Regions from separate parts of the Homo sapiens genome. Here region 2 is linked to region 1. A link is a loop called in an ENCODE intact Hi-C map of the cell type or tissue named here. Cell type or tissue: body of pancreas. All regions are shown on one strand. Links, peaks and the distances in the headings refer to the core of each region. The heading gives the core; the rest is flanking DNA. Region 1 has its middle 99 kb from the start of SCAF8. Region 2 has its middle 81 kb from the start of CNKSR3.

Evidence for each region. A loop is a pair of places that touch in the nucleus more often than their neighbours do. Peaks named below come from ENCODE experiments on the same cell type or tissue, not always from the same donor. Only the 100,000 strongest peaks of a DNase experiment are listed, where the experiment ranks them.
Region 2: a loop joins it to region 1, with 2.2 times the contacts of the local background. A loop is called at or near these places in 1 of 110 quality-filtered maps.

What each region holds. Positions count from the first base shown.
Region 1 is chr6:154,632,075-154,637,458 of GRCh38, reverse strand. No RefSeq gene overlaps it. Among named protein-coding and RNA genes, the nearest start is that of SCAF8, 99 kb to the left of the region's middle. In body of pancreas, for the core only: no CTCF peak of the experiment used is centred there; no DNase peak of the experiment used is centred there.
Region 2 is chr6:154,588,518-154,593,901 of GRCh38, reverse strand. No RefSeq gene overlaps it. Among named protein-coding and RNA genes, the nearest start is that of CNKSR3, 81 kb to the right of the region's middle. In body of pancreas, for the core only: no CTCF peak of the experiment used is centred there; DNase peaks (open chromatin) are centred at 501 and 2,921; H3K27ac peaks cover 3,608 bases.

The sequences.
Region 1 (5,384 bases), core at 209-5,208:
ATAAGAAAACTTGCATTTCAGTTCCTTTAAAGGGAAGTTTAGAAACATTAGGAGGATAACTTCTGCCCTTTTCTCATCCACCTTCACCTGGTGCCTTATCTGTCTGGTGAGACTGGGAGAAGCACTGAGTGCTCAACAGCCTGGTTCCCTGTCCCTGGAAGCAGTGTGTCCTGAAGCCGCATGCCTTTGTCGCTGATGTGGTGAAGTGCTTCCTGACAAGGGTGCTGTCTCTGCAGGGAGGTGGGTTTACAAGTGTGTGAACTGAACTCATGGCCATCGGTACTTGGAGGTGGACTGGGGCTGCAGATCCAAGCTGCCTTCTCCAATCTGCTGTTGTCCGTAATAAAAGCGTCCATTTTAATATCTTTCCTCCTGACTTTGTGTCTCGTTCTCGACTGGGCTCATTCCACTCCGATTTCAGATGGCCATACAATGCCCAGCCACTGGAATATGCTGCTCCTTCTATAAGGCTTAGGAAGCATGTATGTATTGCCCTCACAGTGAACAGATTACACTGCTAGAAAGAAAAGATTTGCTAAGTATTAGGGAGGAGAAAAAGGAGAGCAAAAAATATACAAAGAAAAACAAGAAAAATAAAGGAGTTTGTCTTAGCTCCAGCTGCTATAACAAACTACCATAGCCTGGGTGACTTTTTAACAATGAACTTTATTCTCTCACAGTTCTGGAGGCTGGGAAGTCTGAGATCAGGGTGTCAGCACGGATGAGTTCTGGTGAGGGCCCTATTCTGGTTTATAGACTGCCAACTGCTCGATAGGTCATCTTTCATAAGGGAACTAATTCCATTTATGAGGGCTCCACCCTTATGACCTCCTTTTTTCTTTGAGATGGAGTCTTGCTCTGTCACCCAGGCTGGAGTGCAGTGGTGCGATCTCGGCTCACTGCAACCTCTGCCTCCTGGGTTCAAGCGATTCTCCTGCCTCAGCCTCCTTAGTAGCTGGGACTCCAGGTGCCCACCACTAGGACCAGCTAATTTTTGTATTTTTAGTAGAGACAGAGTTTTGCCATGTTGGCCAGGCTGGTCTCGAACTCCTGACCTCAGGTGATCTGCCCGCCTTGGCCTCCCAATGTGCTGGGATTACAGACATGAGCCACCACACCTGGCCTGACTTAATCACTTCCTAAAGACCCCACTCCTAATGCCATCACACTGGGGGTTGCGATTTCAACATATGAATTTCAAGGGGTGGACACAACATTCAGACCAGAATAGAGTTAAACATTGAAATGCTGGATTCAGGCATTCAGCTGCCTGAAGTTCTCAGTAGTACTGCTGTCCAAAAAGTCTACAAAAAGGTGGCTTTATTATTTTTTCTGATGATACAAGTAATACTCATGAAGAAAACTTGAGCAACAGAATAGTATAAAGAAAAAACTGAAAATGCACCTAAAATCTCCTCAGTAGGGTGCCCACTAAATGTTCTGTGAAGGATTCTTCAGAGAAGGGACTTGAGAAAGTCTTCCGGAGTCCTGGAAATGTACTATATGTTTATCTTGTTGGCAATCACATGTGCATATACAAAGTAAAAATGTATCAAGCTGAATACTTCAGATTGGTGCACTTTACTGCATTTATTTTATATGTGTTAATTAAAAAATACCCCAGATATTTCACTCTCTGTGTACAGGAATAGAATTAAATTATCCATACCGTTTTGTTAAGTGTTTCCCAAGGAATCATATATTATGGGACATTTACTCATACATCTTTGTCTTAGATAGGGATATTTGGTGGCAAGTTTCAGAATCTTACTACAGCTATGCTATATAATCTGAATTTTTGTGTCTCCCCACCCCGAAAAAATTCATGTTGAAGTCCCAAGCCCCAAGATGATGATATTAAGAGGTGGGGCCGTTAGAGAGGTAATTAGATCAAGGGGCCAGAGACCTCACAAATGGGAGTTTTTAGGGCCCTTAAAAAAGAAGCTCAGTTGGCCGGGCACGGTGGCTGATGCTGGTGGATCATCTGAGGTCAGTTGTTTGAGACCAGACTGGTCAACATGGTGAAACCCCGTCTCTACTAAAAATACAAAAAATTAGCCGGGCGTGGTGGCGGGCGCCTGTAATCCCACCTGCTTGGGAGGCTGAGGCAGGAGAATTGCTTGAATCTGGGGGGCGGAGGTTGCAGTGAGCCGAGGTCGTGCCATTGCATTCCAGCCTGGGCAACAAGAGCAAAACTCCATCTCAAAAAAAAAAAAACAAAAAAGGAAGCTGAGGGAACCTGTGTGCCCCTTCTACCATGTGAGGACTCAGTAAGAAGACACCATTTTATTTATGTATTTATTTGAGACAGAGTCTGGCTCTGTCACCCAGGCTGGGGTGCGATGGTGCCAGCTTGGCTCACTGCAACCACCACCTCCCTGGTTCAAGCGATTCTCGTGCCTCTGCCTCCCAAGTAGCTGAGATTACAGGCACCCGCCACCAGGCCTGGCTAATTTTTTTTTTTTTTTTTTTTTTGAGACAGAGTCTCGCTCTATTGCCCAGGCTGGAGTGCAGTGGCGTGGTCTCGGCTCACTGCAAGCTCCGCCTCCCAGGTTCACGCCATTCTCCTGCCTCAGCCTCCTCAGTAGCTGGGACTACAGGAACCTGCCACCACGCCCGGCTAATTTTTGTGTTTTTAGTAGAGACAGGGTTTCACCCTATTGGCCAGGCTGGTCTTGAACTCCTGACCTCAAGTCATCCGCCTGGCTCAGCCTCCCAAAGTGGTAGGATTACAGGCATGAATCACTGTGCCTGATAGAGAAGGCACCATTTATGAGAAAGTGGGCCCTCACCGGACACCAAGTCTGCTGGTGCCTTGATCTTTGACTTACCAGCCTCACGAACTGTAAGAAATACATTTTTGTTGTTTTTTTGTATACACCTAGTCTATAGTATTTTGTTGTAACGACCCCAACAAACTAATACAAGCTAGTTTAAGAAAATAGAGGTTTTAGGGAATTAATCTAATAGGCGTTCTCACAACATCTTAGCCTGATTTTATTTCTTATTTTTTCTATTTCTTAATTATCTTTTAACAAATCTTCTGAGCCTTCTCCAATTTATCTTTGAGGAAACTTAGGATTTGATGATGATCTCAGGGTAGCTTCATGGTTTCCATCAGGCTGTTTGCTCACTGAAAAGGTCATTTAATGAAGTTTTGATAAACCCATGGAGTTCGCTGTGTGCACAGTCTGTACTGCACAATATGGCTATGCCTGCGAAGTGCAAAGCAGGAGGGTAAATATCAGAGAGGGTGACTGTGTCTTACCAACACATCAAAATTGTTTGTCTAATTATGTGGGCAAATGGCAAAAGTACATTTGTTACTGTCATTGAAATTCATCCAGTGAGTATTGGATTGAAAATCTAATATGTATGACATTGTGATGGATTCTGGGGATACAACAATGAACGTGACGTTTATACTGATCCTCAGTGAGCAGGGTCCAGAATAAAGTGGAATGCAGAGTCTAGTGTAAAGTGAAATGCCCCTGTTGAAATAAGTTCCCAAGTTGGCTATTTCTTGAGTTTCTGCTTGGCAACAGGTGAGGGCTGCACCAGGGTAATCTCACTGACCATAGTGGTAGATGCCAAAAAGGAGGGAGATGAGTGGAGGTAGAAAGAGTGCAGGAAGGTAGAGGACTGGAAACCAAGCGAGACATTTGGAGGATGGCATAAGGTGACATGGGCCAGTAGCAGATCATGAAGCCAAGCATTGATGCTAGAAATTTGAGACTTGGGTGAGAAAAAGAAGTGAATCTGGGGTATAAGGTGATAAGGAATTAAAGTCCTATAAGAGAGTATGAAGAGTACAAAGGAGTAGGGATGAAGCCAAGGTAACTGCTGGCATCTGAGATAAGAGTGTCAGCGTGGCTGGGCTCTGGTGAGGGCCCTCTTCTGGTTTACAGACTGCCAACTGCTCATTAAATGATCTTTTATAAGGGCACTAATCCCATTCATGAGGGTTCCACCCTTATCACCTCATCACTTCCCAAAGGCTCCACCTGCTAATGCCATTACATTGGGGGTTAGGATTTCAACATATGATATTGAGGCTGAATACATTAGGCTTAATGGCCAGGGAGAATAAAAGAGAGAATAGACACTAAAGATGAAAAAAATGTGCATAGTAAATGTGGTGGTACTTCTGGAACCAACAAGAACCTGGTTAGGTCTAGCTGTATCATAACAGCAGACCAAGATAAACTGTGTTTGATTGTTTTAAGTACCACATCTATTGGGATAAAAAAAGATAGAAGGTTTAGTTGCTGGGTACTGGATACATAAACAAGGTTAGTCATCCCTTCCAAACAAAATATTGTATATTCTGGTATTTTCCTAGGCACCCACTCCTGTCCACTTAGGTTACATCTTGAACAGAAATGACAAGAAACTTGAGTTTTTTCACGATCAGGGTATAATTGCTACTGAAGATGGATTAAATATACAACATAAGACCGGGCATAGTGGCTCATACCTATAATCCTAGCACTTTGGGAGGCCAAGGCAGGCGGATGGCTTGAGGTCAGGAGTTCGAGACCAGCCTGGCCAAGATGGTGAAACCCCATCTCTACAAAAAATACAAAAATTAGCTGGGTACGGTAGAAGGTGCCTATAATCCCAGCTACTTGGAAGGCTGAGGTTTGAGAATCACTTGAACCTGGGAGGCGGAGGTTGCAGTGAGCCAAGATTGTGCCACTGCACTGCACTCCAACCTGGGCTACAGAGTGAGACTCTGACTCAAAACAAACAAACAAACAAAAAACATAAAATACATCAAAGTACAACTCAGAGTTAATGGCAGTTTGTGGGTGGTCTGGTTTGTTAATTGTTGTAGAATAAGTCTGTTACTGTCAACATGAAAAATGTGAAAACCAAACCAAAATCGTGGTCCAAAATAGGATACTTAATGCTGATCATTAAGAATGAGAAAGAGCATTTGAAGAAGTAAAACACAAGTTGATGACTCTCTGGTGAACGTTCATGTTTAGTATAATGGTCATGGACTCTCTTCTCCTAACCCCTAACCTGATATCTAAGCCAAATACCTAGCATGAAAGGGATGCTAATAAGCTGTGTTGAGCTTGATCCCAGTGGAAATTTCATTTCTATTGTTTCTTAGCATAAGTAGATTTATCTTGGCTTCCATTGTTCAAGGAAATGCTTTGATTCCTGCATTCTTTCCAGCCAAAGGCACAGGGAAGAATTCCAGAGTAGGAAGCAAACTGTGTGTGTGTCTCTGTTGCAGACTTGGACACGTGTTAGGAATTTTCAATTCAGAACTGATGTGGGAAAATGGAAGACATCTTATGATGAAAGAAGCAAGTAAAACCCAGAAGCCTGCCTCTCCAGCCGGCTCAGTCAGGGCCAGTGATACTGAAGTT
Region 2 (5,384 bases), core at 312-5,311, 44 kb after region 1:
TCCCCGCGCCAGGCCCCAAACACCATTTTCTCATGAGTGGTGCTTCACATGGCTTCTTCCCAGATCTGCTTTCACTCAACTCTTTGCCCTAGGTTTTCCGAGTTCCTTGATTACCTTTGCTTGGGGTGGGAGATGGGCCTTCCTTATGCTTTAAAAAATTACCTATTTATTTTTCAGACGAGTGCAACAAGGATTTATTAAATGTAATTATATAATTTATCTGAAGGTTCCTCGAACACATAAATTGTAGGCTAAACTCTCAACCATAATCTCTAGGGTGTTTCTCAAATTCTTAGGTTTTACTGGAATTCACGGGAGTTCCATCGTATAAGCTTCTCTGTGGAATAAATGGGAGAAAGGCTTGCAAGCAGAGGTAGAACTCCTGCTGAAGGTGGTTAGAAATTGGGATTTATATTGACAGCACAGACACCGCCTGGGACTGCGCCTGGTGAGGCAGGAGATCTGGTTACTCTAGCAGTAAGAGTCTGTGACCTTCATAAAAGTAGAAAGCAATGTGCCCAGTTCACCGTCTGCGTGTGTGTTAGAGGCATAAGCAAGGTTCTCAAGGGTAAAGAGAGCCAGATCTGAGTTTGCTGGCTGAACTTACCTTACATGGTGCTGGGGAGAGAGCTGGGGGAGGGAAGGCAGGCGGGGATTACTCACAAGGATTCAGAGTCCGCCCCATGACATAGATTGATAGCTCCCTATGGGGCTTTGGTGAGCCCTACACCTTTTAAAATTTCACATAAAGCTTCGACTGGAGAAGCATCTGAACCACATACCAGCAAATCTCTGGACACGGCAACACATTCAGACTCTTCTATTTGAGGAAAACATTGGCCAAAACAAGTAGGGCTTTTCTTCAATTCAGCTTCCTAGTGGTCATGATCTTTGCAGCCCAGAAAGCAAAATTTAAGCAGACTTCTTTTGGTGACTTGTTTTGTTTTGTTGTTTTAAAAATGGTATAATTATTTTTTAAAGCTTGTACTTCCTTTTTGGCACTCTTACAGAATTGCCACCAGGCCTAAGAGCTAGAATGGGAAAAGAAAGAGTAGGTGACAGTGTCACAGAGATGCGAATTAGGGAAAGGTCTTCAATACGGAAATATCTTTAATATCCTGCCTGGCTACGACAGTGACAGGACCTTTCTTGGATAAGCTCTCATGAACCTACGATAATTAGGTTTTATTACGTCATATTGAACAGCCTTTCCTAATACGGCAGCCTTTTCCTAATGCGGTGGTGCTCAAGGCTCTCCCTGATTTTATTCCTGCTTATCTCTCTAGCCCTGTCTCTCAAACTCGCTTCAGTCATAGTGTATGTTCTAGATATATTCAACCTCTTCTAGTGCTCTTCCCCCAACGCCCCACATAGAAGTCAGTAAAGACATTAAGAAGAGTTATTTTAGATCTCCAGTTCCTTTTAATTGCTATCTTCTCTGTAGAGAATGTTCTTCCTTTGACCTCACTCCTTCTCTGGTTTTAACTCTCAGTGGTCACTGCTTCCAGGAAGCCCTCCCAAACTCCCTCTCTTACTCCTCCCCAGGCTGAGTTAGGATTCCTTCTCTTTGCCTCCTTAATATCTATGTAGCTAGAACTTTGCGCTATATTATTTTATAACTACCATATACATTCATGAGTGGATGAATCAATGTTTGTCACCATTGGACTAAAAGCAAATTAATTTTTTTTTTGAGACAGGGTCTGGCTCTATCACCCTGGGTGGAGTGCAGTGGTGTGATCTCAGCTCACTGCAAGCTCCACCTCCCAGTCTCAAGCCATCCTCCCACCTCAGCCTCCCAAGTAGCTGGGACTACAGGCACGTGCCACCACTCCTGGCCAGTTTTTTGTATTTTTAGTAGAGATAGGGTTTTGCCATGTTGTCCAGGCTGATCTTGAACTGGTAAGCTCAAGTGATCTCCCTGCCTCAACCTCCCAAAGTGCTGGGATTACAGGCGTGAGCTACAGTGCCTGGCCTAGCAAATTAATTTTCTTAATGTATGAATTTCATCTAAACTTTATGTTTATTTTTTTTAAACATTTAAAAAAATGTATCCCTACCACGGCTCACTACAACTTCTGTCTCCCTGGCTCAAGCAATCCTCCCACCTCAGCCTCCCAAGTAGTTGGGACTGCAGGCACGAGCCACCACGCCTGGCTAATTTTTGTATTATTTGTAGAGACGGGGTTTCACCATGTTGGCTGGGCTGGTCTCGAACTCCTAAGCTCAAGTGATCTTCCTGCCTCGACCTCCCAAAGTGTTGAGATTACAGGTGTGAGCAACCATGCCTGGCCTAAACTTCATTTTTACGTTAGATTACAAAATAATAACTGTATGACATTAAAAAATTTAGAAAATTATGCTATTTAAGGAGTCACCCACTAAACAAAGGCATTCCTTCTCTAATGTTCCAGATTCTCCATTTTATCACCACACTCTTTAGAGACTTTGCTCCAAGTCTGCAGTAAACTTAAGCAAATTTATTGCTTAGAAGTCAAAGTAGAAAGTTGTTTACTGCTGTATCTCTAAAGACTAACACAGGCCTGACATACAGTGGGTGTTGAATAAATGAAGCTTTATCCCAGTTTTTCTATATGTGGTCCCATTTCTCTATTTCCTTTTTTTTCATTTTCATTTTTTAAAATCAAAATGCCAATCTGTAAGAATGAGGGAGGGGCCTTCAGAGAGTACTGTCTCAAAGGTGATAAAAGTCAACCTTTGGGAGACCACTGGTGCATTTGAAACAGTCACAGACTTGGTTTCCAAACCAGCCCTTTCCCACCTCCTCACTCAGAAACAAACTGGACTTTAATGGTTGGCACAGTGAATGTGGAGTAGGTGTTTCCAGGGCTCGATAAAATTGCACATGAACCTGAGAAAACAACTGGTTGACACATTTCCAAGAAAGACAGGTGTGCAAACGATTCCTGCTGAGCGTAGGTGCGATGCTGTTTACATTACTACTCTTGAGCCCAGCTTTGCTTTCCCATTTCCTCAGAGTAAATATGTGCACATATTAGATATAAGCAGATGCATGGAATTTACATGCAACTGTGTTATCAGATCTGAGTAACACAGGTTTTGTTGGCCCCACAATAATGGATCTGTATTTAACTCTCAGTTTATTACATGTCAGCTTTAGTTTTCTTGGAAATGAGAAATGCATGTATTTGAATGATTATTTTAAAGGAAAATGGTGATAACATAATGAATAGGAAGTGTCGCTTCCAAACTGCTATTAGTGGGCATACAAGGTCATTTTTTCCAATGTCCTTTTTAATTAAGCAAACACGGAAAGTATTTGAACAGCATCTTTATTTTTGAAGAAGTGCGTCATCTCAATTAGTGGAGGTCTGTAAATACTGAGGGAGAAAGTGGTTAGCAAAGTTCAAATATATTTTATTTTTCAATCTTCTGAAATATTGATGATTATTATATGTTCAAATGGTAAACTTTAAAAAATCATAATTCCAAAAGCTGGACATTAGGACTTAAAGTTTATAGAATCTGTTCCACAAATTAATATCACTAAAAAATTTAGCAAAAAGCAGGGTAACCTACCTTTTGAATTTCTGAATGCAGGCAAGAATGTGAAGCAGTCTGATCTATTCATTAAGCGCACATGAGTGTAATTATTTTTAGCTGTACAGATAAACCAATGGAATTTGAGATGGCTAGAATATTCAGGCTAGATTTCCTGCTTAATTATTCAAAACACAAATGAATACCCAAACAAAGGAAGATGGTTGTGATTATATCATTCAAAATATAATAGGGTTGAGTTTTGTCAAAGTTTTCTTCTGTAGAAGTCCAAAACTTGGGAATTACCAATTCAATGTACAATAAGGAGGTATCATTGGATAAAATCCTTTCGTAGCTATCCAAGGCTGAGGCACCTCTGACTTCTGATTATACATATATTGGACATGTTAATTACAGTGCCTCCTGTCATTTTTTTTTAAACAGTAGAAAACACACTGGCCATAGCCCCCTGCTTAGTGAGGCAGTATCTGACTTAGCTGTGCAGGCATGGCTTCTGATGGGGCCAACATTAAGCATCAAACCCAAGGTCAGATGTGAAGGTTTTGCCCTATAGCAGGTTAGTAATGAGCTAAGCCAACCTGATAAATTTCCTTCAAAACGGTTTCTCCTTCTTCTTCTTCTTCTTCTTTTTTTTTTTTTTTTTTTGAGATAGAGTCTCACTCTATCGTCCAGGCTGGAGTGCAGTGGCATGACCTCGGCTCATTGCAACCTCTGCCACCTGAGTTCAAGCAATTCTCCTGCCTCAGCCTCCCGAGTAGCTGTGATTACAGGTGCCTGCCACTATGCCCAGCTATTTTTTGTATTTTTAGTAGAGACGGGGGTTTCACCATCTTGGCCAGGCTGGTCTTGAACTCCTGACCTCTTGATCCGCCCGCCTCGGCTTCCCAAAGTGCTGGGATTACAGGCATGAGCCACCGCACCCGGCCCCAAAACTGTTTCTTGGGGTGTAAGTCCCCAAATTCCTGGGGAATACAGAGTAGATTCACAGAAAGATGGGGCAGGCATAGAGAGCAAAGCAGTGGCGCTTTGAAAGAGAGACCACATAGGCTGTAAGAGAAGTGGAGAGGAGAGTTGTCTCAAGTACTACTTAGTATTCTCATAGCTTTTAGGCTCTGGTACCCACCTATATTTATAATACATCCCCATTTTTATTAAGGTGGCCTGAGTAAATCTCTGCCCTTGGTAATCAAGGGTCTAATGACTGTACTCAACAGATAAAAATTAGCTGCATAAAACCCTACAGCCACTGAAGAGAGAGCACTTGCTAAGTAGAGTCTCTTAATAGAAGGATAAATGGAGAAAAGAGACAGGCTGGAAGTGCTAACTCCTTAAAAGCTCCAAACAAATGCCAGAGACTCTCCCCAGCCAATTCATGAGGGCCTCATGAGACAATAACCATATTGAGATCAACAATCATTGAAGAGGAGGTTCCTAAGATAATGAAATAAAAGTTCTAGCAATTATTTGTTTCTGTAAGAATTCCCTTCCCCATAATAACACATTTGGTCAAAAAGCTTTTGATTTTTTGGAACTGCTATTTAAAATTTCAAGTACCTGGGTATAAATTAGAGGTACTAAAGATTTAGCTCACATTGACAGTTTCAAACAGATAATTAACATATATTCCTTTAAAATTATTATTTTCTGGAAGGCAGTAAATATGCACTTGTAAAATCTTTCTTTGTGAAATGTACAAAGAAATATTTAATCAATGCTTTGCATGGTAACAGTGGTGGTAGATGAAGATTACAATGAGAGTGTAGATAATTATGAAGAAGAGCATAATTTCTGTCTTTTAAGTAGAGAACCAATTTGGCTGTCTAAATTAGAGCTATTGCCTA